Regions from separate parts of the Homo sapiens genome. Here region 2 is linked to region 1. The links are chromatin loops, found by intact Hi-C in ENCODE. Cell type or tissue: ascending aorta. All regions are shown on one strand. Each heading gives the region's core, and the rest is flanking DNA. Links, peaks and the distances in the headings are about the cores only. Region 1 overlaps BNC2 (basonuclin zinc finger protein 2). Region 2 overlaps BNC2 (basonuclin zinc finger protein 2).

Region 1 (16,883 bases), core at 5,957-13,956:
TCTCAAACTGCCATTATCTTCCAAACCTGTTTCATGTTACAATTGTCAGATGCCTCTTTTCTGAATTTCTTAGAACATAATGCAATGAGATGTATATATATATATATCTTTTTTTTAGCATGGAATTGAAAGTCATATGGTTATGATTTGAGAATGTCAAGCTTGATTTTTTTTTTCAGAGGTTTTTTTTAAATTTTTTTTTTTTTTCAAATTGTACCTTTTTCTCTGGGCAGTGAACTCACTGCAGAGACATCAAAGAGAATGTGTACTGGATCAAGGTGATTTTTTTTCGACCACATCATTGCCAGCTGTGGTGTTTATGATTAGAGACAGACGTTCCAGACACCTCCGAGTCCTCACTAAGCGTCAGATCTTTAACGGGATCCATCCCAACTGAGTGACACTAAACAGACAGCCAGAGGGGAGTTGGTGGGATAGAACAGGGAAGAGGGCGGGTGAGGGTGAGGGAGGCTTTGGTGCCGGGTGCATTCACCAGCCAAGCTCCGCTAATGCCAGGCTGCAGGCTGCCCAGAGGCCCCGTAGCATTCCTTTCAGCACAGCTTTCATTAGCCAAGGGGATGACTGGAGCCCAGCAAACACAGTCATTGATCCTCTTCTCACCGGGCGCAGGGATGCAGTGTTCAGGTCACAGCCCAGTCGGCTTTGAAGCGGCTCCATTTCAGACACTGACAGCCACAGACTATTGGCTTCTTGGAGCTGACATGATTCCCTCTCGGATCTCCATGCTCTGCTCCATGCAGCTAATGATGTTGAATTCCCTCTGGATGTTGCTTCCACTTGCAATATTAACACTTGTTCAGTGGTCCTATTGATGCAAGAATTATGTAAATAGCCAACAGTACTGATAGCTGTGCATTAAAGGGAGTTCTCTTTCCTCCCGTCTGTTCCCTTCTGGGTCAGTGTAACTGCCAGACAGTTTTGCTGGTTCCAGAAACCAGAATATATATCTGGAATCAGTAATCAATGTGGTGGTTTGGAGTTCAATAATTGGAATTTTTAAAATCAAGATGATCTGCTTATCCAGTGATTGCCATTAGCAATGAAGAAAGAAATGGTTTTGTTGACAACTACTTATTTCTCTCTCCATGTGAAAGTGTTTTTTTGTTTGTTTGTTTGTTTTTCAATTCTGTCATCATCGAGACGTGGATCCCTTGCTAACAACAGTTCCTGGTGACTATAGAAATTAAGACTCCTTAGAAGAAAAATGTTATTATTACAATTCAAAAAAGAAACAAATGTGCTCACCTGTTGGTGGGAGGACAACTGAAATTTGCATGTCAACTGTAAACATCTGAAAGATAAATAAGAGAGGAAAGAAAGTTTATGATACAGATAACAGATTGCTAGTACAGAGCTGCTTTTTCAGAACCTCTCCTTTATTACCAGTATTTTTCCCCCCTTTTTAAAAAAAAATCTAAACAATTAGATGTCAGCATTGGGTGAAAAACACATAACAAAAGATTCTGGCTTTTGCTCATCATTCTGATCTCCCTGCTCTGCATACTGAAGCCCCACTTCCTTTTGTTGTCCTCCCAGTGGAATTTCAGCCACTCAGACCAGTCAGGGGTGTGTTGGCAGCTATCCTCTTTGAATGGTAGAGAGTACATTTATTCTTTGCACAGAAGGAACATGAAAATTTGGTTTGAAACCTAGTAACTCTCAGGCTGCATGGTCTGGAGACAATAGAAGTATTTCATCCCTTGAAACCAGACGAATCTTGAGTAATCAGGTGAACCTGCCTTGCTGGCTGGTGGTGCTTCACTGAAGGGTTGGACCAGGGTGTAGAAAGGACTTTGGTGGTTCAGATTTCCACTGGAAAACTGTGACATCCTGCCATCTCAGAGAAGAAAGTTGCAGGAGATAGCCACACGTATAGGTGATTCCTGCTTATCTGGCTAATAATATTCTTGCTAATATTTTTGAAAAGAAATTAGTTTTGGGCCTTCACGGAAGCTAACATTTAATCTCATAGGGCATAAACACGAGCGTAGGGTGGAATAACAGCCTAATGTTTTGAACCCCATGAATTTGCTAATCCATAGGAAGTTCCATTAAGAAACTCCCTAGTTCATCATTCATAGTATTTCACCTGTAGCTCTAATCCCCAGGCCCATGACTGCCCTTCTCTCTTCTGAGTTGTGTGTCAGTCTTCAACCTACGGTCCTTCCCGACTATGGACTCATGTACAACTCTGAATGAAACTAGCATCTTTCAAAGAAGAGTCTAGTTTTCTTCCTGGTCCTGTACCCCTCTGTGTTTCGTTGTACTAGAGAAATTTCTTATTTATTAAGAACCTTTTCGGCCTGGCGCGGTGGCTCATGCCTGTGATCCCAGCACTTGGGAGGCCGAGGCGGGAGGATCACGAGGTCAGGAAATCGAGACCATCCTGGCTAATATGGTGAAACCCGTCTCCACTAAAAATACAAAAAATTAGCGGGGCATGGTGGCAGGCACCTGTAGCCCCAGCTACTCGGGAGGCTGAGGCAGGAGAATGGTGTGAACCCAGGAGGCAGAGCTTGCAGTGAGCCGAGATCGTGCCACTGCACTCCAGCCTGGGCAACAGAGCGAGACTCTGTCTCAAAAAAAAAAAAAAAAAAAAAAAAAGAACCTTTTCTCATGTCTTAGACCCGTGTCTTCATAAAAGCTATTTACTTTAATAAAGTTTTCACATTTTGAGGGGAAAATAGTAATAAATAACATTCTATACCTTTCATTTGCATGAACACTTTATTTCATTATTATGTTTTTCTTTTCTTTTCTTTTTTATTTCATTTGAGACAGAGTCTCATTCTGTCACCCAGGCTGGAGTGCACTGGTGTGATCTCAGCTCCCTGCAACCTCTGCAGGTTCAAGCGATTCTCATGTCTCAGCCTCCCAAGTAGCTGGGATTACAAACATGCGCCAAAATACCCAGCTAATTTTTCTATTTTTAGTGGAGACGGGTTTCACCATGTTGGCCAGGCTGGTCTCGAAATCCTGGCCTCAAGTGATCTTCCCCCCTCAGCCTCCCAAAGTGTTTGGATTTCAGGCATGAGCCACCACGCCCAGCCATATCTCATTATTTTTTAAAAGTTTATTTTGTATGAAGAAAGTTATGCTTTATGCCAGTGCTACCCTTCTCCAGTAAAACAACTAATTGATGGTTGAGATGATTGTTTTATTTGATGAAAAATGATACTTTTATATCAAAAAGATTCTTACTAGTTTTTTATAGAAACCCCTTAAAACATCAAAGTTTTATAGTGTACATAAAAGATGTGTTTGTCCACATACTAACCTCGCAAATAAATGTATAAAGTAAAACAACAAAGTAGTTTTATTAGATGTGCCTTTGTCATCATGCAACAAGTTAGTTCAGTTGGTTGTTTATTTAATTACATTGTGCTCAGGTTCTATTTGTGTGTGTGTGTGTGTGTGTGCGCGTGTGTTACCTTTATTGGTCTTTAGGACTGCTGTGTGTCAGCATTATCCCATTTTACAGGTTATGCCACGGAGGCAGAAACAAGCTCTCATCAGTTTGATTGTGAGTTATTGGCTTGAGGATTATTATGACTCATGATATTTTAGTGTCCTCAGTAACAATAACTTTTTAAATTGCTCAGAATTTTATTTACCACATGTTGAAATAGCATGATTTTTAAAAGTACTCAGTCCTTCTATTTGACAGAATAGAATAATTTCATCAGTAATTTGATGATCAAACACCCTTTTAAGGATTTCATTTCCTCATCACTTCAAGGAAAGAAAAAATATTAATATTGAGGAGGGTAATGCGTGTGAAGCTTTCTTCAAATTATGTTTGTGTGTATTCACATGTGTATACAATAGATTAATAGGTAAAATAGATCAATAGATTAATCGCTTGATTCAAACAAATAAAAGTAGGTTTCACATAAATTTTTGATTCTGTTGTATATATTTGCATTAGTATTATAAGTATCATAATGAGATTTTTACGGAGAGCACTTTTGATGGAATTTTAAATGAATGTTTTAATGTATTATTGGCTGGCACAGACACACAAGTACACAAATCCTTTAGTGTGATGGCCTTGTGCTTGTTTTGGTGAAATAGTATTACTTCTATGATACATGAAAAAATACCTTTGCTTACTTTATCGGCAAAAGGTCTTTATTCTTCTGCCCCTGGAGTTAGGTTAAGAGTATATTTATTAGCCAGGTGCAGTGTGTCTCACGCCTGTAATCTCAGCACTTTGGGGGGCTGAGGCCCATGGATTCCTTGAGCTCAGAAGTTCAAGACCTGCCTGGGCAACACAGCGAAACCCCGTCTCTACAAAAAAATACAAAAATTAGCCAGGCATGGTGGCTTACACCTATAGTCCCAGCTACTTGGGAGAATGAGGTAGGAGGATCACTTGAGCCTGGGAGGTTGAGACTGCAGTGAGCTATGTTTGAGCCACTGCAGTCCAGCCTGGGTGACAAAGCAAGACCCTGCCTCAAAAAAAAAAAAAAAAAAAAAAAAAGTAAATTTATTGCCAGGCATGGTGGCTCATGGCTGTGATCCCAGTGCTTTGGGAAAACGAGGTGGGACAATCCCTTGAGTCCAGAAGTTCAAGACCAGCCTGGGTAACATAGCAAGACCCTTTCTTTACAAAAAAATTTAAAAACCAGCCAGACATGGTGTCAGGTGCCTGTAGTCTCACCTACTCAGGAGGCTGAGGTGGAAGGATCCTGTGAGCCCAGGAGTTTGAGGCTGTAGTGAGGTATGATCGCACCACTGCACTCCAGCCTGGGTGACAGAACAAGACCTGTTTCTTAAAAAAAAAAAAAAAAAAAAAGTAAGTTTAGTGATCTCCATTAGCTTTTCTGAGAAAGATTTCATATTAAACAAAAGCTAAGTGGCTATTCCAAGTTTTGCCTATCCTTCTCTCTGCCTTTTGTGGAACAAATGTGTGTTTCCTGACAGCCTTCAGGTATATGTGTAGGTCTGAAAAAGTATTTCAATGAGAATTGCATATTGAGGTCATCTGGAAGGAAATGTAATATTTTGCCCATGTAAAATCTCGCAATCATTACTCAGATTAAAGACAAAGTGAAGCCAGCTAGCTCAGTTAAATTTTCAGTTCCCTCACTTTAGCACCAAATACCACCCTGGCAGTGAATCACCTGAGAATTTCATCCATCACTCAGTGATAAAATTTGATAACATTTGTAGGTCAATTTATTCCCCTGGAATTTCCTCTACACCTTCCCTATCCTGTCATGTGCCATAGTTTGAGGAAGAGGAAATGATTCAAAAATCTGTAAAGGCTTATCTGTTGATTTCTGACCTAGGAAAAAGAAATTAACCAAGTTTTAGGTCTTGTATTTGAAGAGCTGGTGCAAATATATACAGCATGTAGCTATGTCGGGACTTGGTGAATTTCCCTGACTTTGTAGATTATACACCAAATGTAAGGGTAAGCGAAAGAAGAAAGAGTACGTGAAAGGAGGTCAGATACCTCTGTGTTTCCTGCCTTTTTATATCCTAATTTTATTACAGAGGGGCGTTAAGTGGATCTCCTTGCTTTCTTTTCATGACGAAGTAGGAGACTTTCCTTTTGGTAGCTATTGTGCACCTCTAGGAAAATCAGCAACTCAGCAGAAAGGAAACCAGGATGCAGGCCTAGCAGGAGGCTGTCCACCCAGTGAGGAAGTTGGACATTTTCTCTTTTGTAGAGATGACTGATGATCTGTGGAAAAAGAACAGTGGGCACTGAGGCCAGCTTCTCTAAGACAGCTTGAGTGAATGTGTGGCTAGCGCTTCCTTGATTAACAGAGGTCTCCCTGACCGTGGCAATGTGTTATGACTCATAGCCTTGCAGAGATGAATTGTTCCTGAACGGTTTCTCCAACATCTGAGATACAAACAGGTCTTTTAGCCATTTGCTAGACACCAGAAGAAAAAATGGTCTAACCAGTGTAAGACCTGGAAACAGCCTAGAATCTTCAAAAATACTTGCACTCAAAGTCACCTTAATTTTAGAACCCAAAATCTGGACAGAGAACCATGTCAGCTAACCATTACAGTTGAAAGTTCATCCAGGTGACCTCTGTTTCTTAGAAATGTACAAACAACCTCTACATATTTCTTCTTTAGTAGTTAAATGACTTTATAACTTGGAGCTTTGGAGATTCTTTTTAAAATAGCAAGTAATACTGCTTTCTTTGGCCAGATAACAATTTTCCTGCTTTCCTGAATAGAAATTTGACAGGTTTTGGAACCTTATACTTTGGTATGGAACTGAATAGATCTTTGAAGCCTTCAGAATTACTTTTACCCAGGTTAGTAACTTTGACTTACTCTCAGTTTAAACTGTTCCTTTTGCTATCCTGGTTTTCTGTAACTGGGATGGATATGCACAGAGGAGTCGGTTGTTTCTTAATACTGTTTTAGAAAACCTTGTGACGTGGTATGGATTCCCAGTATGTCTGATACCAATGTTACTAGTGAAATTGGCTGAGTAACTTATGTGTGCAAGGTCCTTACTCCCAACAGTTAGAGACATTTATGTGTTTCCTGTCCTCGAGGACTGTAGACAACAGCTGCCTTGCATGAAATGATTGTAGTACATTTACCAACATTTATATGCCAATAAGTAGAAATGTATATGTTAGAATTTGAGGATTTAAGTGTTGAGGTGATCTGTAAGAGAAGATACCAGAGCCAGGTGGCTTTCTTTGACAGCTTCCTGGAGAAGGTGAGACTTGTGCCTAGATATCAAAGTTGCTGAAGATGAAGTGGACATTTGGGGTGAGTTTAAGATGTGCAAAACATTGGCTGAACATGGTGGCTTACGGTTGTAATCTCAATGCTTTGGGAGGCTGAGGGAAGGAGTTTGAGGCCAGGAGTTCAAGACCAGCCTGGGCAACATAGTAAGACTCTGTCTTTACTAAAAATAATAATAATTAAAAAAACAGCCAGGTGTGATAGCATGTACTTGTAGTCCCAGCTACTTGGGAGGCTGAGGCAGGAGGATTGCTTGGGCTCAGAAGTTCGAGGTTACAATGAGCTAATTGTGCCACTGCACCCCAGCCTCGGTGACAGAGCAAGACAATGTCCTAAAAAGAAAAAAAAAAAAAGATGTGCAAAACATACACAGAGGAGGGAAAGAGTAGAGAAGTAGACTGATTTGTGGGCAGAAGGCAGAATATCCTGGATAGAAGAAAAGCAGATAGTTGAAAAATTAACTTTGTGGGGGCTAGCATAGTGTATGAAAATTTGGATTTGGGCCTCTGGGCATAAAGAGCCAAGAACCAATAAGAATTTTGACCTGCGTGGAACAATAGGATGAAAATTTCATGACCAAAGAATTCTGGCCATAATAAATTCAGGTGTGAAGAAATTAGAAGAATTTTCTTCAGATATTCAAGCCAACATGTACATGCCAGAAATACAACAGAATGGATAGTGGCTTGAACGTCTTGTAGGGAGAGAATCAACAAGAATTATGATGTTTTTTTACTGAGCATTAATAGTGAGAGATCGAAGGACTGTGTCTCTTTTGTTGCTTTGTATTATTAATTGCAAGATGTTGGTGATACAGTCTACCCAAGTATGTGGCAAGAATTCTACATACCAAAACCTGTTTAAGAGTTGACTGATGTGTTGGAAATGTCCGCGATGATCAAGTCCAAGATGTCTTTGACCAGAAGTCCTGAGGACCTATGGAGCAGAATAAGTAAGTCTCCTTTTAGGGTTTATAGCAGAATCTTAAAATTTGTTAGTGTGTTGAATTATGGACAAAGAAGCAATGCGGACCTTTGTTGCAGTACTTAAACTTTATATGCTGTTGTTACCTGTTTTATCTCTCTCACTAGACTTCAAATTCCTTGTGGCAGAGAAAGTATTTCTTGCTTATCTTCTTATACTCTGTGCCTAGTAAAATGCTTGATAGGTCATCAATACTCAATGACTAAAATTTTCTGTAATTTGCATTCTCATTGGTAGTGAAGTATTATAATAATGAACGATTGTTATGTACTGTTCCATTTAACTCTATTTTGGAATGTTCTCAATAGTTTGGCCGCTTTAAGCAAGTGGGAGAATATTCTCAATTATATTTGGGTTTGTACTAGTGCTATGTGTAATTAAGGTTCATTTATTTATTACTAAGTGTTTATTATGGACCTACTATATGAGCAAGTTGTTGAATGGAAGCGTAGAAGAAGGAAATAGGCCAGGCGCGGTGGCTCGCACCTGTAATCCCAGCACTTTGGGAAGCCAAGGCAGGCGGATCACAAGGTCAGGAGTTCAAGACCAACCTGGCCAACATAATGAAACCCTGTCTCTACTAAAAATACAAAAATTAGCCAGGCATGGTGGTGCGTGCCTGTAGTCCCAGCTACTCAGGAGGCTGAGGCAGGAGAATCGCTTGAACCCGGGAGGTGGAGGTTGCAGTAAGCTGAAATTGTGTCACTGCACTCCAGCTTGGGCAACAGAGTGAGACTTCGTCTCAAAAAACCAAAGGAAAAAAATGAGCTAGGTGTGGGGGCATGCGCCTGTAGCCTCAGCTACTTGGGAGGCTGAGGCAGGAGAATCGTTTGAACCCAGGAGGCGTAGGCTGAGCCAAGATCAAGCCACTGCACTCCACACTCCGGTATGGGCGACAGAACGAGACTCCGTCTCAAAAAAAAAAAAAAAAAAAAAAAAAGCAAATGGACACACTGCCCTCAAAAGGCTTGTAGACAAGGGAGAAAGATGAGATTTCTCTATTAATAACTGCACTGTTTGGTAGAAAATACTATGTACAATATGAGATGTCTAGATATAAAGTGCTGTAGAAGTTTTTGAAAGTAGGAAAGGTTCCTTTTATTCCAGAAGGTCAGGCGGGCCTTATAGAGAAGTGTAGGCTGGGCTTGGTGGCTCATGCCTGTAATCCCAGCCCTTTGGGAGGCTGAGGTGGGCAGATCACTGAGGTCAGGAGTTCAAGACCAGCCTGGTCAATGTGGTGTGAAACCTTGTCTCTTACTAAAAATACAAAAATTAGCCGAGTGTGGTGGCATGTGCCTGTAATCCTAGCTACTCGGGAGGCTGAGGCAGGAGCATCACTTGAACCCAGGAGGCAGAGGAGGCAGTGAGCCCAGATTGCACCACTGCACTCCAGCCTGGGTGACAAGAGCAAAACTCCAAACAAACAAACAAACAAAAAAAACCAAACAAACAGCCTGGCCAACATGGTGAAACCCCGTCTCAACTAAAAATACAAAAATTAGCTGGGTGTGGTGGCGGGTGACTGTAATCCCAGCTACTCGGGAGGCTGAGGCAGGAGAATCGTTTGAAGCAAGGAGGTGGAGGTTGCAGTGAGCTGAGATTGCACCATTGCATTCCAAGCCTGGGCGACAAGGTGAGATTCCGTCAAAAAAAAAAAAAAAAAAAAAAAAAAAAAAAGAGGAGAGAGAGAGAGAGAAGTGTACTTTATCTGATCCAGTAAGGGTAGATAAAATTTCAACTTGCCAGATGACACAGGGTCAGAAAATCATGAGACCTATTTAGGAAACAGCAGATAATTTCACTTAAGCGTGGGATTAAGAAGAGTCACAGGAAAGAAGCTAGTTATATCCAGGACTTTCCTTGACAAATAATGGTTGTCTTCCTGAAGGTCTTTTGAGGTCTCATCCAGAGCCGAGTGGGTGGCCTTCGTCTACTCTCACATAAGTATTTTTGTGACTTTTCTAAAAACTTGTTATGCCTGTAAAAAGTTTGTGGAACTCAGTATTTTTTTTAACCTACACTTGACCATTAAAAAGGTAAAAACTTTTCTACAATTTCCATCCAAGTTTTAATGGGAAAAGTTTGCGATAGATTTTTAAAAGCTTTCATGGCCCAGTGTCTGTGCCAGTTTCGTCAACTGGCTTTTCAGAGTCCACTTCTTACTAAGTCTTTGGACTAAAAGTGAAAAGAGCTTCCAGAAAGCTACAATTATGCTTTTTATTTGAGGAAGTGTTTCTGGTTGCTGTACTCCAGAATTTTTGAAAGAGATTGTAAATGTGGTTAATGCGACTTTGTGTACCTGTGACTGTCCTACAAATGTGCTAAAATGAGACTCTGGCCTTACAGCTTCAGAAACTGACTTGTTCTGCTTGGGGTGTTAATATTATTACGAATGCTAACATGAAATTCAAATCACCTGATTGAAGTTCTTAGCACTGTGATTAATGGATGAATTTAGGAGAGGGAACTATATATGATTTTTTTTTGTCTTTAACTGTTACTGATAAGGACTCAGAATCTTTCTGATTCTCTTTTAAAAAGTTTTCTCTGTAAACTTAAAGCACTATTTTCTTTTAGAACAGCTTTAGTGTTTCAAGCTTAAAATCTTCTCTCTTTAAATCCTGGCTGCATATTTGGCTCTCTCCCTCCAGGCAGAGTTTTCTCCAGACCTTGGTTGGCTCTGAATCCCAAGAGTTAAGACAGCCTAGCTTCTATAAATCAGGAGACAGCTTCATTATCAAAGTTATGTGTTTTCACCTTCATAGATAGCCAGTCTTAGTGTTGGTGCCTGGCCCTGCCTTATCGTGTAACCATCAGCACTGCATACTGGAATGTTCTTTGTTTCGATTATTTACTCCTTCTATAAACAAAGATTAGAGCAAAAAATGTCAGTACTGGGCCCCAAGCAGTGGTGACTGTTACTGGAAAATTGCAGTGGCATGGTGTGGGATGTGATTTGCTACTCAGGCAGGATAGCACTGACTTGACAGTTATAATTATTTCTGAGTTCTGTGCTGCATCTCTTTTATACATTTTATCTCATTTATACATTTTATCTCATTTATCTTCCCAGAAGATAGGTTCTGTTCTTTCCATTTTACAGATGAGGGAAACAAGGCTCAGAAAAGTTAGCAGTATTGCCTCAACTTACGTTGTGAGTGGCAGATAGTTGTGTTTCAAACCTGGACAGTTGACTTCATAGTCTTCTCTTTTACCTACTACATGATAAAGAAATTCCAAAGATGACACTGTTTAAAATAATGTTACCTAGAATTTGAGCTTCTTGTAACCATTACATGGTCCCACAGTTTTGTGGGGTTTTTTGTTTTTTAAGAGATGAGGTCTTGCTGTGTTGCCCATGCTGGAGTGGAGTGGCTGTTCACAGGTGCGGTCATGGCACACTGCAACCTCGAACAGCTGGCCTCAAGTGATCCTGCCGCCTCAGCTTCCTCAGTAGCTGGGACTATAGGCATGTCCTACTGTGCCTGGCTGGTTCCACAGTTCTAATTTGTTAGCGCAGGATGAGAACACATTTTTAGTATTGAAATTTTTATTTATTTATTTCTAGTTTTTTACAGAAGATCTAGAGATAATGGAATTTATCAAATCTTGACTGATCTCCAGTATTTGGAGGGTCTGTATCTTTCTTGCAGCTTTCAGGGTCTACTTTATTTAAGAGTTTACATTTTAATCTGAATTCAGGGAAAAAGCAAAGTTATTAACCAGTCTATTTTGGGAGTCAGTATGTCACAGAGGTTCATGAAGCATCTTGTATCATTTGGAATAGATATAATTGTGAGAGAGGAAGACAATTATTTCAGAATATGTGGACTTGGATTCTGGAATACATGTATTAATACATGTATTCATTCTGGAATACATGTATTAATACATGTATTCATTCTGGAATACATGTATTATTCCAAACTTTAAGAAGTTTGATTCTCAGTAAATGGTATGACTAACTACTTTTTTTGGAACATGATTACTTATCTTTATAAGCATTTTCACATACAGTGTAGGAAAATAATCCTTATTTCGCAGATGAGGAAACTATGACTTAGATAAATGGGTGCTGTTGCTAAGATGACATCTAGTAGGTGCAGGTGATGTGTTTTTGCTTAAATTTGCCATATGGATTCCGACTTGCCTGTAGGTGCTGGGTATGTTTATAAGATCAGAGTATATTCATTTCTTGACTAGAATAAGTATGTTTTCTGATTCACTACAAGGTTATTTTTCTTACTGAACTATAATTCCTGGATAAAACCTCTTGAACTTAATAACTATCACCATAAATATGTTTAATGGGTTTATTGGCATGTTGAAAAGTGTATTGTGTTGGCACATGAAGAGGCCCACATAATTGCTAAATAATGGTCCTTAAGGTATTTATAAAGGTGTTATTGATTTGTAGTTTGTATATCCATATATATTTATAACATTCTGGTGACAAAGAAAAACTTGAGTAAACATTGTCATGTCTGTGGATATCAGTGATAGTAAAAAGTTGAGATATGCCTTATTTAGGTCCACTCTTCCAGATTATCATTAATCAGATTTTTTTGAGAGACTGCTTGACCCCATTTTCCTATTTCTTGAATTTGTCCTATCACCATATGATTAGAGACCTAGTTCTCAACGAGTGACTGTATTTCCTGATGTTGACTGAAACATGAATGTCCTCTCCCCTTTCCTCACTGCCTTTGGGCCCATGTATTTTGTATTTTTGATTTAGAAAAAAAAATTCTTAGGGAAACAAAAATGAGTAAAAAAAAAGTTAGATGGATTGTGAGGGCATGAATTAGAGTAGGCACAGGATTGTTAATTTGTCTCCTTCTGCACATCCGTGGTATAGTGTTTGGAGCTTGGCCCAGGAAGAATGATATTCTGCTTTGTTTTTTGACCCTCAAAATATCCTCGTTCTTGGCTATACCCAGAGTTCCTTAGAAATGATGTTTGTTGTAACGTTTTGGGACAAAATTGTGGGAGGGGGCTGGAGGAGGGTGGTAAACCATATATATTACACTTTAAAAATGTTTTTCCTCTTATATTCTTTTCTGTTTTTCTTTCAAATACTCTCTGTAGCAAACTGTGCGCAATTTCTCTTCTTCATGTGAAAATTTATCTCAGGGCAAGAGACAATTCATTTAACTGTCATGAATTCATTTAACTTCCATGTGCTTTTGGAAAGTCTTGGTACGCTTTCATTGATTGAGTTACAATCCCATAAATCTAGGGTAGATTAGAATACGCTTGTTGTAGCTCTTCCTTTAGGTACTTCATGAGGCCACATGAAACCACCTTCTGATATTTATGCCTTTGTTTTGCCCTCTGTGGGATTAACCCCATCTCTTCATCAAGTAAAAGCCTGTATACCAATTCACAGACTTTCTTTTCAGCAGAATAAATCTTACTGTTGATACAATCTTTTGAAATGGAACATCTTTATATTTTTATGTAAAGTATGATTTTCCTGCAATTCTGGCTATGACTTTGTATAGCTTTCCTACATGATTCTGTGGCTTCCTCAGACCTGTGGAAGACCTTGACTCTAAATCTGAGCAGACAGAAAGCTAAGTGCAGAATGATATTCTTCAAGTAAGCCATTCACCCCAAGAAGAAGTAAGAGGGGGGGAAAAAAGACAAAACAAAACAGTGTGGAAATGTGTCTAAACTAGTGTCCCCAAGGGTATCCCAAAACCATTTATTCTATGGAATGTTAGTAACTGTTGTGCTTTAAAAGTTACAAAGATCTGATAAGTTTGGGAAAGCCTGTGTTAAAAAAAAAAATTAACCCAATCCTATATTCAAAACTTTTTAGAAACTTCTTTTTGTTGTTAGAGACAGAGTCTTGCTCTGTCGCCCAGGCTAGAATGCAGTGGCGTGACCATAGCTCGCTGTGACCTTGAACTGAATTCAAGTGATCCTTCCAAGTAGCTAGCACTACAGATGTGTGCCATCACGTCTGGCTAATTTTTCTTATTTTTTGTACAGGTGGGATCTCACCATGTTGCCCAGGCTAGTCTCAAACTCCTACCCTCAAGTTATCCTCCCATCTCGACTTCCCAAAGATCTAGGATTACAGGCATAAACCACTAGACCCCCACTCCTTCCATGCCAACCAAAAAAAGGATATGTTACATTTCCTAAACTCATTTATCTGAGGAGACCTTTTTCTTGGGACTAGCAGTCAAAAAAGCCCTTACAAATTAGAAATGCATTTTAAATATGCAAGAAAATGGCAAAGTGTCTTGGTATTCCCCAGGCTTAGTCACTTATTCTCTGTTCTTTAGCAATTCAACCAATGGAGTAGAGGCTGTAGTTTTCTGTGGGTGTCTTACCTACCTTACCAGAGGTCAGGGTAACATAGACCTTAGCTTCCTGACCTTCCTTTGAGTGTTGGTTACATTCGCTTTTTTAAAACCCACTTAGCCATTCATCCAGCCCCTAATGGGATCAGCGTTTCCATCAAACCAATTGTGGACAGAGAGTTTTTAGGGCCCTTATTTATGCTTCTTAGATTTTCTATGTATCTCAGGATAAGTGAACTGTAGAGAAATACTCTATGTTATGCAGACTGTGGGAGACTGGAGTTTAGTTCTAAAAGCATGTATTAGGCTCTGCAAGAGCTACTCAACCCTAATGAAGTCATCTGACTCTAAGGTTTTATATATCTTTCATCTTCCATTTGGACACCCAGCCATCTATCCATCCATCTCACTGAGTGGTTGTGATGGTAAAATGTATGAAAAGTGTTGAAAAGTTGTAAACTTTGAGAAGGTTATATAAAAAGCATTGGTATCATTATTATCATCAGTCAAGAGGTGTGTTGAGGAATGGTTTTCATTGCTGACTCATGAGATAAGTTACTTCCCTTGTTCCTCAAGATTTTTGGTGAAAATGTTAAGCATTACTCATTCGTATGAATAATAAAGACTCCCTTCAGAAGAATGTTTGAAAGGCTAATTACATTTCTGTTATTGTACAATCATAATAGCATTAGAGAGCACATATATAATTTTAAGTGCGTTACTTATATTTGCTCATTTTGTTACCACACCAACTCTGTAGTAAGTATGATTACTAACTTTATTTTACAAAGAGGAAAACTAAGACGCAGATCACTTAGGTAACTTGTTCAATATCATATAGTTATAAGTGGCAGAGCTGGGATTTGAACTCACACAGTCTAGCTCTGGAGTCCATGCTGTTAACCACTGTCTTAGTATGATTTATACCAGGATACTAGAAGACACACCACTGTCTTATACAGATTGGTTCAAATACTGATGGTTAGTTACTAGTTGTGAGACATTAGACAACCCAATAACCACCTGTCTCATTCCTGCAAAAGGACTTTATTTAGGTATAAAGCACCAACAGATAGTAGTAGTGTACTCTTAAAACAGAGTGATGGGTGTGTCCTATTTTGCCACTAGAAATGCTTTTTTCACATCTGTATTTTAAAATGATTAAGGGATGATCATTATTTTCCCTCCCTCATGCCTCCTGCTCCATCCACCCTGAAAAACTAAATTCTTTGGCCAAAATTTGCAAGCGCATATAGAAGATTGGTTAGCATAACTCAGACTTGCATTTATGACTGTATGGGCAAGGACAAAGTAGACTCTGTAATTGTTTAGTCATATATGAGCTATATATATACTTCAAGTGAGTGAAATGTTTTGTTCATTCTAGATTTTTTTTATTTATGTGTTTTGGGTTTGGAACCCTTAGAAAATCAAAGAAAAAAATTGTTTGTTCTTGCTATCAGCTTTCATATGGTTCCCGAGACAAGTGCTATACATTTAGAAAATTAAAAGGGTAAACATTAAATAAGAATGCAGGAGTTGGCAAGAAGTCAAATGAATTGGATGTTCATTAAATGCCCAGGGTTTGGGGACAGGCAAGGTTACTAAAAACTGGAGCAGGCTTAATGAGACACATCAGACTTGAGTTGAGTTTGGTGGATGGGTAGGATTCTGAATGGTGAGGAGAATAGTCTTGAAAAGGGGTAGAGGAGAGAGGGAATGTAGTGGAAACCAGGGTAGAGTCAGCATGCATGTGGCTAGAGACATGTTTCAGCCAGTGGGCTGGGCTGCAGGAATTGAGGAGGAGTTGGGAGTAGCAGGCCACTAGGCTAAGAATCTGGGAGTTTGTGAATTCCCAGCTATGAAATGGGGCCCCATTTCATAGTCTGGGATTACTGAAGGTTTAAAGTGGAAGAATGAAATCCAGAAAGCTGAGTTCCAAGAGCCTTAGTATGATAGTAGTAAATTGAGTAGTTAGAATGAAGATTGATCATATTTTCTTAGCCAGGAGAACCAATTAGAAGGCTATTTAAGATATTTAGGGAGGGCCAGGTGCAGTAGCTCATGCCTGTAATCCCAGCACTTTGGGAGGCTGAGGCAGGCTTATCACTTGAGGTCAGGAGTTCAAGACCCTCCTGGCCAATATGGTGAAACCCCATCTCTACTAAAAATTCAAAAAGTTAGCCAGACAGGGTGGCAGGCGCCTGTAGTCCCAGCTACTTGGGAAGCTGAGGCACGAGAATTGCTTGAACCCAGGAGGCAGAAGTTACAGTGAGCTGAGATTGTGCCATTGCACTCCAGCTTGGACAACAGAGTGAGACTCTGTCTCAAAAAAAAAAAAAAAAAGAAAAAAAAAGATATTTAGGGAGGAGCTATATTTGATGGCAGTGCAAATGGAAAGATAAGGGATGGGCTTGAGATACACCAGAGGAAGAATTGGTGTGATTTAGTGTGGTATAATTAAAATGCCAGGTCATTTTCTAGTAATATAATTAATATTTAATTAATTAACAGTAGATTAATACAAACTAATTTCTAAACATAGGCTCTGGAATCAGACTGCCTAAGTAAGCAGTAACCTCCACATTGACCTCAAAAAAGTAACTTAACTGACTGAGCCTCAGTTTTCTCATTTGTTAAATGAGAATAGTAATACCCACCTTGGAAGATTTACTAAGAATTAAGTGAGATTTAATTCTTATTTATATAAGAAAGTCCTTGGCATGATGCCCAACAAATAGTAAGAGTGCAGTGTATTTTAACTATAATCATTAGCGTCCATATTTTAAAATGGGAATTTGATTACATTGTGGTTTGTTGTAAGTGCTGAACATA
Region 2 (16,883 bases), core at 3,393-11,392, 71 kb before region 1:
ATAAGGAAATGAAAGATTTTTAAGTGTGTTTTTCAGTTTTCTGCAATACAGGTGTACTGTTCCAGATATAAAATATTCACATAAATGATTTTTTCTGTTCCATGTCTGATCTGAAACCAAAATTTAAACTTATTTTCTTTCTTATGTCACTGTTGAAATAAGAGGAGGATTGTTTTTTATTTTTCAAAACAGGAACGAAAATAGAATAAAAAATATTCAAGGAATTGGGATGTGATTAAATAATAATAGAAATATGTTAGGTCTTATTGAGCACAGGAGTGTCTTTAAAATATATTTGAGAGTTTAGCACAACATTTAATTGAAATTCAGCAGAAGAAAAGTAATATTCTAATAATAATATTTGTGTGCCATATTTTACTTTCACAAACATTTCACTTGAATATTATTTTGTTACAGTGTATTTTTTGCTTTATTGACAAGTAGAGAAATTTAAGTGGAAATATATATTAGCAGCAATATACTTTTTTCTTTTTTGGATTTGTGATGTCGTAAATCCGGTATCTTATCGAATATGTAATCCTTTATTTTTATTCTAAGTTTGTAATTTAAAGGTTACTGTGAATGACCTAAAACATTGTATTAGTGAATGAGCTTTTGTTTTCTTTACCTTTTTTAATAAGAGATTTTGGTGATATCTAAATTTATTTTTAAAACTCTCCAGGCCCCTACCATCATAAAATCTTTAAAAATAGAAGTGGGCAATATTTATTGAAATGGTGAAAAGAGTATAGTATCTTTGAACAGATGCTGACCTTTTTTTCCTCCTTTATTTTTCAGGCCATCCGTTGCACACTGGTAAACTGCACATGTGAATGTTTTCAGCCAGGGAAGATTAACCTGAGGACTTGTGATCAGTGTAAACATGGCTGGGTGGCACATGGTGAGGAAAATCTGGGCTTTTCTTCCCGTTCTTATTATGTTCATGTTCGTGTGTGTGTGTGTGTGTGTGTGTGTGTGTGTGTGTGTGTGTCTGTTTAGAGGAGTCACTGGCCTGGAGAAGAGAGAGGTCAGCTGTGCTCCAAGTGTTAGTTAAGATTCAGCCTGCGGCTCTAAAACAGCATATTCTCAGCTCCAAGGAGCTAGGCGAGCAGCTCTCAGCAGAAGGCCAAGATGTTTATAGGACAGTTGGGCTGTGAAGTTCTTACTGAGCATGGGCGCAGCCAGCAAGCACCAGGCCTGATGGAAACTCAAACATACCACAGTTGGCCTTTCAGGGCCTGGACCTCAGAGGGAAGCTGGCAAATCCTCCTTGCTTGAGAACTCCTCGATGACTGCTCACCCTTGTCGTATGTGCTCGGGGCTGAGCTTATCCTTCTAGATGTTAAATGTTGTATGGTCTCAGGTGGACGAGAGAGTGAACGGGAACATTATTTGGCTGGTATCTGAAAATATAACCTGTAAATACTCCCTTTCAGTGTGCATGGGGATTGGAGGTGGTCGACGTAGGTAGAGTGTGAGCTCTGTGTAGGTGTGTGCTGGGGTGGGGAGACCCCACGCGAAGGATATGAGTGTTGAGGGTTTTTGCCAGGTGCACAGAGCCGTTCTGTCAGTGTGCCCTGACCGAGCGTTCAGCATATTCCTGTGTATGGTTTATGTTTATTCTGTTTAAGTAAAAGGAGACTTGGAAATAAGCAGACGTTTTTTTTTCCACCTCCCAGACTGTAGAATTTAAAAAGATAGGTAATGTTTATAAAAAGAAATCCTGGCTTGAGATTTTTTGACAGCCCCGGGTATTGCCTCTTAAGTGGACATATTCTTCATTCCCAAGCAGTGCCAAACATCCAGTGGGTTGTATTTTTATAAATGTCATGTTATTCTAGCAACATCTGAGGTAACAACACTGGGCCATGCCTCGAAATGCTTTTAATTTATCATGTACCTTGCTTGTGAGGGCGTGTGTGATGGAGTTGCGGGGACATTTCAGCCATGTTTCTGTGAGAGAGAGTACTCTGAGAGGAATACCCGGGAAGGGGTATGTTTCCACCATGCAGCCACAATCCTGCAGTCCTTCATGCCCACAGGGATAGAGCGCTTTCCTGCTTTATTAACAAGGCCCAAATCAGCAACAGGTCTCAGTCCAGTCTTGAACAACAGATGAGCTGCATTTACTTCTGCAGTCTCTTTATGTTACTACATTCAATGATTTCGTCTCTCTTCATATATTAGTTTGCTAGGGCTGCCATAACAAAATGCCACAGGCTGGGTGGCTTAGAGAGCAGAAATTTATATCCTCAAAGCTCTGGAGGCTAGAATTCCAAGATCAAAGTGTTGGCAGGGTTGGTTTCATTCTGAGGCTTCTCCTCCTCATTTGTAGATGGTCACCTTTACATGGTCTCTCCTCTGTGGGAGCATGCCCTGGTGTCTGCAACCTCCAACTCCCGGGTTCAAGCGGTTCTCCTTCCTCAGCCTTCTGAGTAGCTGGGATTACAGGCATGCGCCACCACACCCAGCTAATTTTTGTATTTTTAGTAGAGACGGGTTTTCACCAGGTTGGCCAGGCTGGTCTCGAACTCCCGACCTCATGATCTGCCAGCCTCGGCCTCCCAGAGTGCTGGGATTATAGGTGTGAGCCACTGTGCCCAGCACTGGTGTCTTCTTGTGCATCCAGATTTCCTCTAATAAGGACACCAGTCAGATTGGATTAGGGCCCACCCTAAGGGCCTCATTTTAACTTAATCACCTCTTTAAATACCCTATATTCAAATATAGTCACATTCTGAGGTAGTAGGGGTTATGACTTCAACATAGTAATTTTGGGAGAACACAAGCCCATAACAGTTCCCAAATATCCTTTTTTTCTCTGAAGAAGTATTGGTTTTGCTGGGTAATAGGTACAGAGCTTATATCCTAAACTCATCAGAACCATATGAATATTGGAGGCAGTTTGGTTGTAGACTGTTCTGAGGTCAAATCCTGGCTCTGTCACCTCATGACATGTTAATATTGCTGGACTTCAGTTTTCTTGCCTGTAAAATAGGATTAATAGTTCCTACTTTACAGTCTTATTATGAAAATTAAAGAGAAAATATATGAAGCCTTTCTAACTAATACATATTAAAAGTAAAATGGACAGTAGATGAGCACTAAAGGGGAGGCCAGTCGTTGAACAAAGGCGTTTCATTTATTCGCTCTCATTTTTGCCAAAGCCATCTTGTATTATCATTATCTATCTACTATGGTAGCCTTGGAGTATAAAAGTTAACTGTGTCACCAGTTTGTTTTATCTATTTAATGTCCATGTGCATATTACATTAGTAATGTAAAGGAAAAAGCAATGTTTTTTCCTTCTTGAACAACATAAATTATTCCTGGCCAGTGATTGTTTCGAGGACTTTCTGAAGAATGTCATTTTTCACCCAACTTGAATAAGATGTTTTTGTTACACCAGACTGTGCTTTTTCTACTGTACCATTAAAAATTCTATGTTTCTAGGATATTAATTTTGGTGTTTCTCAGACCTTAGCAAAATGTATTCTAATTCTTTCCTTTACAATTATCACCTTGACCTCTTTTTTCCCACAACAGGGAGATATCTGTATACAGCTCAAAATGCATACACCCAAGCATGTGAATCCCACACTCTCCCCATTCATGAGGCCAAATACAGCAGTGAGGGGTTGGCCTCTAGCCTTGGAGTTGGCAGTGGGATGACAGCACCCACTCTTTTTGCCCCTAGCATTACAACTAATTGCTTCATTCCCTCTCTCTGCACAGAAACCCTGAAATCGTGTCTCCAATGACTTCTGCTCAGAGGTGAAACACAGCATTCTTTCCGGCTGCCTTATACTGTGCAGTGTCCTGGGTGTGGGGCAATGAGGAAGTGACTTGGGTTTTCTAGTGTGTAATTTTCCTCTGAAATGCATGGAACAGCAACAAAACTACCAAGATACATTGCCCAGAATGGTTTCATGGTAGCACTGAATGCATTCTACCTGTCATTATGTCAATAAAAAAATTTTTAATATCTGCTGCTAAAAAATAACCAAATGCCAAAATCATGTATTCTCTCTAAAACAGATTTTTAGAAATTTGTTGACCTCCTTTCTTGAATAAATTATCCTTGTTAACAGCATTTTCAGTTCATTCCTAAGATGTTGGATTTCATGGGTCATTATCTACCATATATATGCACATATGTGTGTCTCTGTATATGTACACACACAGAAACACACGCACATTCTCTCTGTTGACTTACAGATTGCTTACTAAAGCTGCGTAAGTTGTTGACGTTAACTACTTTACAAAAATCTTTAGAAATGTGTTTCTAAAAAATTAAAAGCTGGGTGTGGTGTGTCTGACAGCCTGTATTCCCAGCACTTTGCGAGGTTGAGACAGGTGGATCGCTTGAGCCCAGGAGTTCAAGACCAACCTGGGCAACATGGCAAAATCTTGTCTCTACAAAAAGTACAAAAATTAGTCCGGTGTGTTTGCGTGTGCTCTCGGTCCCAACTACTTTGAAGGCTGGGGTGGGAGGTTTGATTGAGCCTAAGAGGTCAAGGCTGCAGTGAGCTGAGATCATGCCACCACATTCCAATCTGGGTGACAGAGCAAGACTCTGTCTCAAAAATAAAAAAAAAATAATAAATTAAAGAGTGATTAATTCATTATACTGCAACACCTGGGTTTTGAAATTATTAATACTTAGTGGGCTGTGTTACTTTTCACAGAGTATTTTCTTAAAATCCTTAGCACTATTGAGTTAAGGGAGGAAGGAATCTCAGAGCAGTTCTGAATACCAGTAGGTATTTCCCACTAAATTAATAAAGGATTTCCTACCTTACCACCACCCTGCCCACATTAAGGAATCTTAGCTCTTTCACTCTGATAATAGAAAGCAGGGCTTATTGAATTTACTTAAACATTTTTTTTTCTCTTGGTAAAAGATGGCCATACCTAGTCTGTAATAATTTAGTTGATGGGCCAGAAATGGCTCAGAATTTCTAATTCTGTCAAGTCTCTGTAAAAGGACTCCAGTTTACTGCCACTACTTCACTGAAATACTATAAATACTATATTTTTTACTTTCCCTTGTTTGCTTTATCTTCTCAGTGCGTTTCCTTCATTCACCTAAAACAATCTGAGTATGGCTTGAAAAACAATAACAACAAAAGTTTTTTAGAGCTCTTTTTGGTTCGAAAGTGGCAAAATAAGATTAAGATATCAGGATAAGAGCAGTAATGGGCTCCTTTTCTGGTGATGTAATTTTTTTTTTTCTTTTTACCCTTTGCCTCCACACTAGAGTAGCAATTTGGCCATTCACAGAATTCAGACTTCAGCCAAATATTTTACAGAATGTTAAAAATTAGCTGGTACAACTAGAATACACTCAGCATTGGGTGCAGGTGGGAGTGAGTCCTACTTACTATTCTCCCTTGAAGAATACCTGCTTCTAACAGGAAGCATTACCAATAGGAGTTTGCTGTCTTCGTGAAAAAAAACAGGAGGCATGATGTAAAGGTTGAGGACTGCTGCACGAAACCATTTTTATTGTTTAATATTTGCAAGTTAGTTTTAATGTCCATAGTTTAGATGAGGACTTTATTTCTAAACCATTAAGATGAAGGTAAATAAAATAGTAAAAATAAGAAAGAAAACAAACTGAATTCTAAGGCGTTTTAGGAAATATTTAATGATAATCCAGTACAACTGGAAAATTGTTTTTATCCCATGATATTTGATTTGTGTATTTGATAAAAGAGGTGGGCAGATTTTACAGAGGTAATTCATTTAGAATTTTTTTTTAAACTAGATCAGTAACTTTTTCTTCTGATGAAGCTCATTTGTTAAGACCATCTCTTTTTTGGAAAAAAACAAAAAAAAATTTTTTTTTAATTCCACTGTTTCCTAGGTATGTGAGGTGAGCATTTGGCAAGAATATGAGACTTGATGAATAAAAAATACATTTTATAGCTTAACGCACCCACAGCAGCTTTCTCTGTGCAAATTATTTTCTTTTTTTTTCTTTGACTTTAAATGAAAGGATATACCATTCCAACAAGCTGCATGAATACTAGAATCTTCATTCACTTTCAAGAGATCTGAATTAATACCAGTGTTATTTCCTTTGGCTGAGGTCTGCCTGCAAGAATGCTTGTTGCACTGGAATTTTGAGACCTTTCTTTTATTATGTTCTGTAAATGTGATTTCCTTTTACTGCATGCATTTCATTCGAGGAAAAGATAGTTTTACATTATTACTTTAATTATTTACTAATTAAGCCAGCTTTTTTCCTGCCTATATTTTCTCCAAACTCCTGATTTTTTTTTAATGTAAAGTAAGCAGACCTGGTCTACATCATCCAGATCATCAGTCAGTAGATATTTATTAAACCTATCTCATACATGAAGGATTGTGCCAGGTAGCCTTCAGTTCTTCCACGGAAATGATGAGAAGTATAAAGTTAATTTAGTATCATATACCAACCAGCTTTATGGTTTAATGTACTGTAAGACTTAATATGCATATAACCCATTAATTTCAAACCTTTTTTTTTGTATTCACTGGATATAATTTTTCTTTTTTTTTTCTCAGCATGGTTGAATTTGAATTTTCAGCTTGTACTTGATATGTCTTATCAGACCAGGGGTATTTATAGAGACCTTCACCCAAATAGAAAATATAGAATTTTTGATTGAATCTGAATATCAATAAACAATAAATGATTTTAAATATAAATATTACCATGCAAATTTAGGTGAGAGTCCTTTATGTTTATTTGCTAAATCTGGCAAGCCCATACCTAAAAGAAAATCCTATTCAGACTCAATTTGCATAAATCCTAAATCAGGGCTATTGGTCATAAGCATCCTATAATCAAAAAGGTTTTGGGCCAGGCGCGGTGGCTCACGCCTGTAATCCCAGCACTTTGGGAGGCCGAGGCAGGTGGATCAGGAGGTCAGGAGATTGAGACCATCCTGGCCAACATGGTGAAACCCCGTCTCTACTAAAAATACAAAAATTAGCTGGGTGTGGTGGTGCGTACCTGTAATCCCAGCTACTCGGGAGGCTGAAGCATGAGAATCGCTTAAACCCAGGAGGTGGAGGTTGCAGTGAGCCGAGATTGTGCCATTGCACTCCAGCATGGCGACAGAGCGAGACTCCATCTCAACAACAACAACAAAAAAAGCTGTTGATTATATCAGTCCTACATTTAGAATCATGAGATCTCAGTATTTTATTTACAAATTCCTCAAGTTCGTTGGAGGCATGGTAGTTTGTAAGGACTTACAAGCAAGGCAGATCAAAACAAGTAATTTTTCATTTTGTCCTATGAAAGTTCACATGTCTTTATTATTTGTCCCAGTCTATGTTCTTATAAATTGTCTAAATATCTGTGAAAGTGGTTTGTTCCCAACTGGTAACTCTCTAATATTCTCCCTGACTTGAGTCCAAAACCTAGCATAACTAAAGTAGTCCAGTCTTTTCCTTGCCAATCTCTTTTCTTCCCTAGTCTTCTCTCCTTCCCACTCCGCATAGAAATTCCTTTATCATAAGAATAAAGCATGACATTTCTGTGATATCATGCTCATTCTGAGTGACTCCACAACAGTGTCCATATGATAATTTGTAAATGTGTCAAGATAAAGAGAGGAGACTAAAAAACAACTAAGTTTCGTCTGACAAAGGGAGATAATGTTCCCAGCAAGCTCTGGCTTGGAGACTATCCCAACGAAAACAACATTTTCTTTCGTAGAAATTTTTTTCCAGAGGGGTGTTTAGGGTTTGGTGAACAGTAGCACAGGCACTAATTTGAGTCCTCAGGGGAAGGGAAGTACATGCTTAGCAGTGGCAAAGTAAGAACCAGATCCTTAGGGGAAATGTTTCTAGGGCTTTGTTCAGAAACACAAGGATAGAAACACTATCGTCTTCTTCCCTTGGTGCACTCGTTTGGAAAAAGCGGAAGCTGGTGCAGTATCTGCTTAAAGAATTTGTCTTTCTAGTGGACTTAGTTTTTCCAGATTGTAAATGCTGAAACCCGGCTTTGCCTAGCTGCAAAATTCTCTTTTGCTCAGGGAAAACAGCTTTTAGCTGCCTCCTAGTTTTGGTGAGGCAGCTGGATTCTGGTCTCTCCATGAGCAAAGTCCTTGGACTTTTTTCTTCGTTTTAGAGAGCAAAAGCAAGGCCATTTTCCTGCCTGGCACAGGAGGCTTTTTTGGGCTTGACCTGAGGGCACAGTGCCCTCTTCTGCCTCTCTCCTTTACTTGCTGATCACTGCTGATAAGCTCTAAAGGGAAGACATCCTCATAAATGCAAAGGTTTGGTGCTTGATTAATGGCACTAAGTATTTTCTTATTGTGTCTCTGAGCAGCTTTTGATTTGTTTCTCAGCCTGCACACTTTTTGGATGGTGCTTTGCACTCCTTAAATTTTCTTTAAACCCAGCGCAAACAGTGCCTCCCCTTCAAAGTCCTGGGCTGTCTGCCTATTAGCTCCCCAGATTTTCTTTTTTTCCTAGCTATGTTTTATTCAGATGGAACATAAAGTGAGGCTGGCAAGACCTGGCCTCCAGTGTAGTCACTGCTGGTCTGCTGGTAAGGAGTTTCGTGGGAGGGTGTTGAGAATGAAACACACAGAGCTGTATCCCGCTTCGGGTGAATGAATGGGAGGCAATATACAAAATAGGTAAGAATGTTGTTCTTGAATGAGACTGTTTACATTCACGTCGCGGCTCTGTCACCTACTGTAGGTAGAATCTTGCCAAGTTGTATAATCTCTCTGTTCTGTCATCTGTGAAATGTGAGTGATGATAGCTCCTAGCTCATAGTGTTCTTCTAAGATTAAATGAGATAATCCAGATGCCTCATACATAGTATACACTTAATAAGTGTTAGTTGCTGTTATCACTAACTTCCTATAAAAGTAAGACTTCAACACTGTGGACATGATAGACATGTTTTAGCAAAGTAGAGTGATTAAAAGTTGGGTGTGGCCAGGCCAGTGGTCAAATCCCTTCTCTGCCTTTTGTTAGTAATGCCTTCTCTAAGACTCAGTTATTTCATCGAGAAATTCGGATAATAATAGCAATGCATCTAAATAACACAGATTCATTTTGAGAGAGGATTACATGAAAGAGTAGGGTTAGCCCAATATTCTGGCACAACAATTTTAGGAGCTAGTATTGTTATTGCTAAGTCAATAAAATAATATTAAACATCAATATTAATGATAATATCTAGTGTCTCCCTTAAGGTACGAATGTGGAATGTGTTGGGATGAAACTATTTCTCCTTCCAGGGAAGGTTTTCTTCAGTATGCAGTTGCAGAGGTCAGGTCACCAGTTCTTTTGGCTGTTGGACCAAGTGTTCCGTAGGTGAAATTGTTTTCCCAAGCAAATCCAGTATAGTTCCATACCTTCCATTTCCCCTAAAATGTCATTTGAGCCCTTATTTGAACACAGTAAGGAATATTTTACACCAAAAGTCATTTTGAGAATTGCGCCAGTTAAAATAAATTATAGTAATATTTACCTGCTAAAAATCCAAAAGCTATAAGTAGGTGAATTTTAGGTAGGATTAAGGCTACTTTTACCTATTTTCACACCTGTCTTTTTGCATGTGAAGTGCTTCGATGGGCTCGCCACTTTATCATTTTATTGCATTTTATTACATCATAAATTTTTATATCTTGCTAACGATCCTACAGGAAGCTTAATTGTTTATAGGAGCATCTTAATTAACTGGAGTTCACCAGGTTAAGCAGAACACAAATTGAAGGGTTTATAAATGAAACACACTCAACTCCTCTCCTTTTACTCAGGATAAACTAGGAGATTCGGCTGGGTCGTAAGGACCCCATATGCCTCAGCAATATCATGTTGATCCTTTCAACCACTCTTCCTTCTCTATTATGTCATAAATGGTGACTTCTAACTCCTCTCCCCTCTTTACTGAAGTGTGAAATTGCTGGATAAGTACAGTATTTCAAAGATAACTCTGAATTGTATTCTGGGAGCCCTAAAATGTTGTTTATACATCCCATTTCTTACCAGGTTTTGCCTTTGTAGATGTTTATATATCTTCAAAAGGTTCTTGAATTAATTTGTTATTAGTTCGCATATACCCAAAGAATTGTATAAGAAGTGCTTTAAGTATTACTTTAAGTATTACCACAACTGGATAGACTTGTAACCAGTATTTGTTAAAAGGCCCAGTAGTGAGATTCCTCTCTTCGTTCAGCTGCTCCCTGGTACCCAGGGAGATCCCCACTTTGACCTCATGGGCCTCTTTGCCTTCTGTACAGTCAAGTGACGCTACAAATTTAAATGCAAACCCATCTAATTGAAAGGACAGTCTTGGGCCTTAGATTCTACTCGCCAAGAAATGTAAAGGCAACTCTACACCTGGCTGTCCAATAAGGAAGCCACTGTTATGGCTTTGAACACTTGAAATGTGGCTAGTCCAAATTGAGATGTGATGTAGGTATAAAGTGTACACCAAATTTTGGAGCTGTCATCTTATTTAAAAAAAGAATGTAAAATAGTCATTAAGAGTTGTTCTTCCATATATTTTTGATTTATCATGTCAAATACGTTTTTAAACATCACTTTTTTACTATTTTACTTGAAACTAGAAAAATTAAAATTCTGTATCTTGGCTTGAATTATATTTCTTTCTTTTTCTTTTTCTGTTTTTTTTTTTTTTTTGAGACAGGGTCTTGCTCTGTCACCCAGATGCAATGGTGCAATGTCATCTCATTGCAACTTCCCCTTCCTGGGTTCAAGCAATCCTCCCACCTCAGCCTCCTGAGTAGCTGGGACCACAGGTGTGCGCTACCACGCCCAGCTAATTTTTGTATTTTTTGTAGAGATAGGGTTTCGTCTTGTTGCCCAGGCTGGTCTCAAGCTCCTAGATGCAAATGATCTTCCCGCACTGGCTCCCAAAGCACTGAGATTACAGCTGTGAGCCTCCGTGCCCGGCCATAAATTATATTTCCATTAGACGTGGTAATCGTAGGCTCTAGGTATGAGAGAATATATTTGGAGAGCTAAAGCCTAGGTTAAAGTGGTTTGGTGGCAGAGTAGTTAGAATTGGTGTGATAATCCTAACACCCTAAATCCAGGCTCTTGTCCCTTGAGTCACCACTGTAAACTCTTTCCCAGTTTTTCGTACTTTGACGCTTGCTGCACTATTGATCCTGGCCAGTTTTTCCTGTGCCTTGTTCATCAAGAAAGTGGGATTCCCACCCCTTTACTCCCCTCTGCACCACCACTCCCCACCCCCGGAGCAATTAAGTGCTCCCTTCTTTATTTTCTCAATACACTTTGCTGAGACCAGAGGTTTCTGGGTAATACTGATCCTTCCACTAACTTGAAAAGCTCAGGAAGGGCACTTCACCTTTGTGTGCTGGAACATACTGCAGCATCTCATGTGGTGCATGGAACAAAGGTTTATTGAAACTCTAAGCTTATGGAAAAGTCTCACTCAGATTCCTAATTGCCATTTGCTTTTCCAGCAGCCTCTTCCCATTTTAAGGTATAAGCACAGCCCACAAACACCTTGTCTTTATGCCCATTTGTGCGTTTTTCTTTTCCAGTTCTCATTCTATTTTCACCTTTGCTGTTTCCCTCTGTCTTCAGACAACAAAATAAGTGAAAGGTAAGTGGGAGGTTTTAGCAGCCCAAACATCCAGGAAGTAAATTTTAGAGAAGTTAAATTTGTTTAATCATTAACAGATGTTGGTGTTTTTGTTTTATTCAGAAGATAAGATCTTGAGTGAAATACCTTCGGCTTTCCAGTTTTTTTATATTCCTTTGCCTGCAAAAATCTGAGGGTAAGACATTACCCACCCGCCTCCTTTTGGCTAATCGTGTTTTCCACTATCAGTAAAAATTAAAAAACAAATCAACCTCTAACATAAAAGAAAACACCTGTTTGGCTTGGAGAACTTGGCTAGGGAGGTGTTTTTTCTGACATGCCAAAAGCGACCATCACAAGGCCCCTTAAAAAAAAAGTCATTTTTTTTTCTATATTTCATGTGAGCATTGGCAGAAACTCTGACAAGCAGTTCTTCATATTTTATTATGTTCTTGTCTGCAGAATCTGTGTCAGGCAAAAACCTTGTCAGCGGAAAACCTGTCGTAGGATCAGAGGAGACAAAAACAGGTGTCACACAGGCAGTCAAAACTGAAGGAAAAAAAAGATTAGGCTAAAGAGAGAGAGGCAGACAATTACATTAATGCCATTGCTTTTATCTTATAGATGTGTGTTATTATCTCGGGGTGCTGAGTGCGCAATTGCCTCAAAGAAAAGTAGACAGGAGACAAGGGGAAACTTGATAGTTATTAACTGAAGAGGCAGTGTGTCAAAGCTGGATGGGGTTCAAAGTTTTGCAAAGGAAAAAAACTGCAGGCAGCAAGCAACGGCTGTGTGGTTCTGCTTTCGGCTACATAAACCGAGTAGCTATCTAACATTTTCTACTTGGAAACAGATCATAGAAGGAAAAATTAATGAAAGATTTCATTTGGAGTTCTTGGGGGATAACATTTATCCTATATATATGTGAATGAATCATATAACCTTTTCTCTCTTACAAAATCTTGCTACAATGTGAGACATGGTGAGGCATGAAGACAGGCATTTGTCAGTTCAGCTGTGTTGTTTGGATATATTTAAAACACCTATTATCAACACACTTTTAATTAAAAAAAGCTATTAAGAAGCCCTTTTACTAAGTGTGAACATCTGTATGTGCAAGCTGTAAATTAGGAGATCACATATGTGTGCCTCAGTCAGAGACTAAATGAATTTGGCAAGTGTTTTCTTTTACTGGTTTTTAAATACAGTAAAATATCTCAAGGAAAAATTGCTACATTTTACAATTTGTATTGACTCTTTTGATTGTGCCCGTTGGTACTGATTAATTGAACTTATCTAATTAGAAATTTTCTAATTAGAAATTAGGGTTACTATCATGATCAAATTAGTAAACAGAATTCAAAGCACTAACCAATATATCCCCTCTGTTTCTTTATTCACATTATTTCAGATGTCACTTCTTTTCTGAAAGTTTGCGCTCCATTAAATATGTGTGATGGTATAAAATACTTTCGTTTTGCCAATGGTCTAAATCCCAAAAGAGTTTTTGCCTTGTTGATAACTCATACATGTCAAACAGCCCACTAATAGAGAATGGGATGGTAACTTTAGGTTTCCCTATCTGCTCAATGATATGTTGATCACATTAGTGGAAAAATCGGCAGATACTGCTTTAGTTCTTAACATTTTCTACTTGTGCATTTAAGATTTCGTTAGGTTAGACTTTTCCTAAGCCCTAGGACTGCCCTCTTAACCCGTTTTTATGAGGAAATCTTTACATAGGGTCTTTTTATCCCACCGGTTACTGATACAAAGCAGTTTGATACTTGATATATGCATTAAGCAAATCCAGCAGTCCAGAAGAAAACACACGTCAGTGCCAAAAGTGTGTGTGATAGCCTAGAGATTTTAAGGGATTACAGTGGGGAAAACAGATTGATTATAGATTTAGAGTGAGATTTCAGCCTGAATTACTGGGGGAAGGAGGAAAAATTACTTGTGACACAAAGGTGACATTCATTTTTCTTTTTCAAGACTGAGTATAATAATTTCTTTCTTTTAGATATTTCCCTACCAGATGCTGGCTTTTTATACCACGACTCTCAATTTTGAAATATTTTTTCACATGTGATAGTTTAAAGCATATATTTTATCAAATAGTAAATATGCCTTGCCTTTGCACTTTTTGCTTAATGAAATTCTTATATAGATATATGTTCCTTTAAGAAAATTAAGTCTTTAAAGTGAATAACTGGGGGGTAGGGTGATTATTTTCTTACAGAAGAATTCGTATTTTTGTTTAATAAAAGGATGTACATAGTTAATTCAGGTAGCAAATCTCAATAGTTACTTTTAAAATGAGATATGTTTTATAGTCAGTGTACTGTGTATTAAATCCATTGGTACATAAACTGGATAAAGCAGGGTTTGTGTAGCCAACTTTAAGCTGGCTGAGGCAACTGGAGATTGGATAGAACAGCAGTGGCAATAATAATAATTCCCAAACCTGGTTTCAGCAAGTAGATTCAGTTACTAAATCTCTTCTTAGATCTACTGTCAAATTTGCAGATAAAATTTTCTCTTTGCCTGTTACCACCTTCATGTGGAGTTGCTGCAAAAGAGCAAAGGCATGCCCCCAAAAGTGGGCCATGTAAGAAAGAAGAAGCGGGAGAATAAGTATAACCAAGGACCTGTTTAATCTACTAGCCAGGAGAGAGAGCTTCTGAACAACCGAGTGGTGAAATACTTTTATGTGTGCCTCAGTCAGACTTTAATGCTTTTCAAAGTCTGTTTTGAGGACTTTATTATGCGTAAGGCCACAGGGGGAAATGCCATTCAGTTTGAAATATTGGCTGTATAGTCTCGAGTGGAGCTCAGTGTCTACCCTGGACTAATTGTGGGTGTTTATATGTGTATGTATATCCACATACCCTGAAAGCTACATGTCAACTGAGGTTGATTAAAATCCGTAGGACAGTGGGGCTTAACTGGAACTACTTTTGTCCCTCTTCCCTCCCTACAGTTTGGAATTACATTCATAATAAACCATGAGAGTATTTATACATTATCCCTCATGTATTAAGAGATGAGAAAAAAAATCAAGGGCCATTCACATAATGTATATAAGGTATAGTAATGTAATGAGGATTTGTAGAGGTTCAGTGGAGTTTATTCATTTTAAAAAACACTGACACACTATTTGTTGAAGAAAAAAAAAAAAACCCTTTGTACATAAGGGTTGACAGTTTTTATCACCACACTTGGGGATCAACTCTTTTAGCTAAATACCATTCGTTTTCTTCTTCTCTTTAAAAAAAAAAAAAAAACTCTAGAAGCAAGCCTTGGTATTAAATATCCTAATTAATTCAACCTTGACAGTTACAGTTAGAAAGTTGTGACTTAAATGGAACATGAGTTATTTTGTACTTAACTTGCTCCCAGTTACATAGTTCTTTCCCCCAGAAGTAGTGAATAAAATGTGCAGATCTAAATATTACTTCACGTCATAAGAAATTTTTCTCTTAATCACAATTGTTGCCTGCCTTCACGATCTCCTGATTCACTAAAAAGTTTTAATGTGTCATCATTGCCCTATATTAATGTTCTCCCCAAGTGTTAAGGCTTTTATTAGGATCTAGCTTACAATCTAAGAGTAGACTAAGTCTTTGCCTTGAGCCCTGATGCTTTTGCCTGGTAAGAGAGCTGAGTCTTACAATGGGAAAGGATTGATGTGATAATGATTCCAAAGGGCCCCTTTATGATGAAATTCTAAATACGCAAAATCCCATTAAACCTGTGGAAGTGCATGGGCTAGGTACATTGAAATGACATATCATTATATTGGGTATAGTGTGCTTATTATGAAGTGTGGTATAATTGAAAATTATTGGTCGTATTAGCAAAAATGAAGAGCCACCACCCTCATAAATTCAGAGGTTATGGCCTGGACATTTGAGATAGGAGTGGTAAAAATATTCTGTTTATAAATAATGAAAACTTTAAAATCTGACCCCAGAAATTGCTCCAATAAAAATCTCATCGCTAACAACTTTTAGAACTCTTAAAGTAATCGTGGAAAGAGTTTCATAAAAACAATCCCTAAAGACGTGTGTTAAATGTTAATCTATTGGAAATTCAAATAGTAGTCTAGGATCCAGAGCTCCTAAAAGCTGACCACTTGATGCTTGTAATTTGGAATTCTAAAGGGAGTTGAGGCAAGAGACCCAGAGTTCTCGAAACAATTAGCCTTGTAATTTAAGGCTCACTTGGCTTTCTCCCAAAATAAAAGAATAAGCCTTCTTTTTTAACTTGTAAAATTACTTCAAATTAGCATTAAAAATTTTGAAATATCCAGGGCAGGACTGAAAATTAGTGAAATAACAGGTTTCCATTTAGACCCTTTTCGTACAGATTTTTAATTGTTTTATTCTACAAAGTAAGTGGTTTTGAAAAATCATTGTACTTCACATACTTCTTATCTTATTGAATGGCTGCTAGCTTCACACTGCCATGCCTGAACAGCTAGATGGACTCCACTGGACCTCAGGACCTGAAATGAGCATATTCCTGTGGAAACCAACTGAGTCACTTGAATTTGACTTTTAAGGAAAGTTGTGTTTAAAAAAAGTTGTGGAAAACTAAGAACTATAAACTATCACTGAGAGCCAATTTTGTAGGATCAGTGAAAAGCACTTTTATACTCTTACATTAAGAAAAAAAAGTATCTGAATATGTTCTTATTTCTGTGACCTTCACAGAAAATATTGGAAGTGAAGTCTGTAGAATTACAGGTTTACATTTATTTTAATTTATTTGAAGGTTTGAGGAGCAATTCCTGTTATTTAAAATAGAAATAAAAAATTGTTATTCGCATTTCATGTGATAGATGTGTTCTTTTATAACTACCCCTCACCCACCCCCAGCACTATTTTATACATTTGAAAACTGAATTTTATAAAGGACATTACTTTGTTCTTTAAGTTAGCAGTATAGTTAAAAGTACATATTACTTTACATTTATTACCCATTTTGCATTATGTTTTATGCTCATTTTACATTTATATTACATACATTAATGAAGCACAGAAATCTCAGCTGTTGTCCTTATGGCAATTCTGTTCCCACATAAATGAGTTTTCTTCATTCAGACTCAAGTGTCATTTTGGGGTCCTGTGGCTTAGCCACCATGTTCCTTTGGAAAACTATAGATCTTATCAAAATATTTATTGAAATTATATCCAGGCCTCAATTTCTCCTTTGTTTTGTAGCCATAAAATTGCCAGTTTAGGCCTCTGTTTCTAGCATTTTAGGAAATCCAAGTAAATTATGT

The links. A loop is a pair of places that touch in the nucleus more often than their neighbours do. Peaks named below come from ENCODE experiments on the same cell type or tissue, not always from the same donor. Only the 100,000 strongest peaks of a DNase experiment are listed, where the experiment ranks them.
Region 2: it touches region 1 in a loop (1.8-fold over the local background); 2 of 110 quality-filtered maps call a loop at or near these places.

The regions. Positions count from the first base shown.
Region 1 is chr9:16,499,042-16,515,924 of GRCh38, reverse strand. All of the region lies in intron 5 of BNC2 (basonuclin zinc finger protein 2), which reads left to right. Among named protein-coding and RNA genes, the nearest start is that of BNC2-AS1, 220 kb to the left of the region's middle. RefSeq lists enhancers at 1-7, 22-588, 589-1,157, 1,253-1,835. In ascending aorta, for the core only: no CTCF peak of the experiment used is centred there; no DNase peak of the experiment used is centred there; H3K27ac peaks cover 1,734 bases.
Region 2 is chr9:16,567,001-16,583,883 of GRCh38, reverse strand. It overlaps BNC2 (basonuclin zinc finger protein 2), which reads left to right. Exons shown (of 7, transcript NM_017637.6): 4 at 799-901. Among named protein-coding and RNA genes, the nearest start is that of BNC2-AS1, 150 kb to the left of the region's middle. In ascending aorta, for the core only: a CTCF peak has its summit at 8,203 (motif pointing left); no DNase peak of the experiment used is centred there.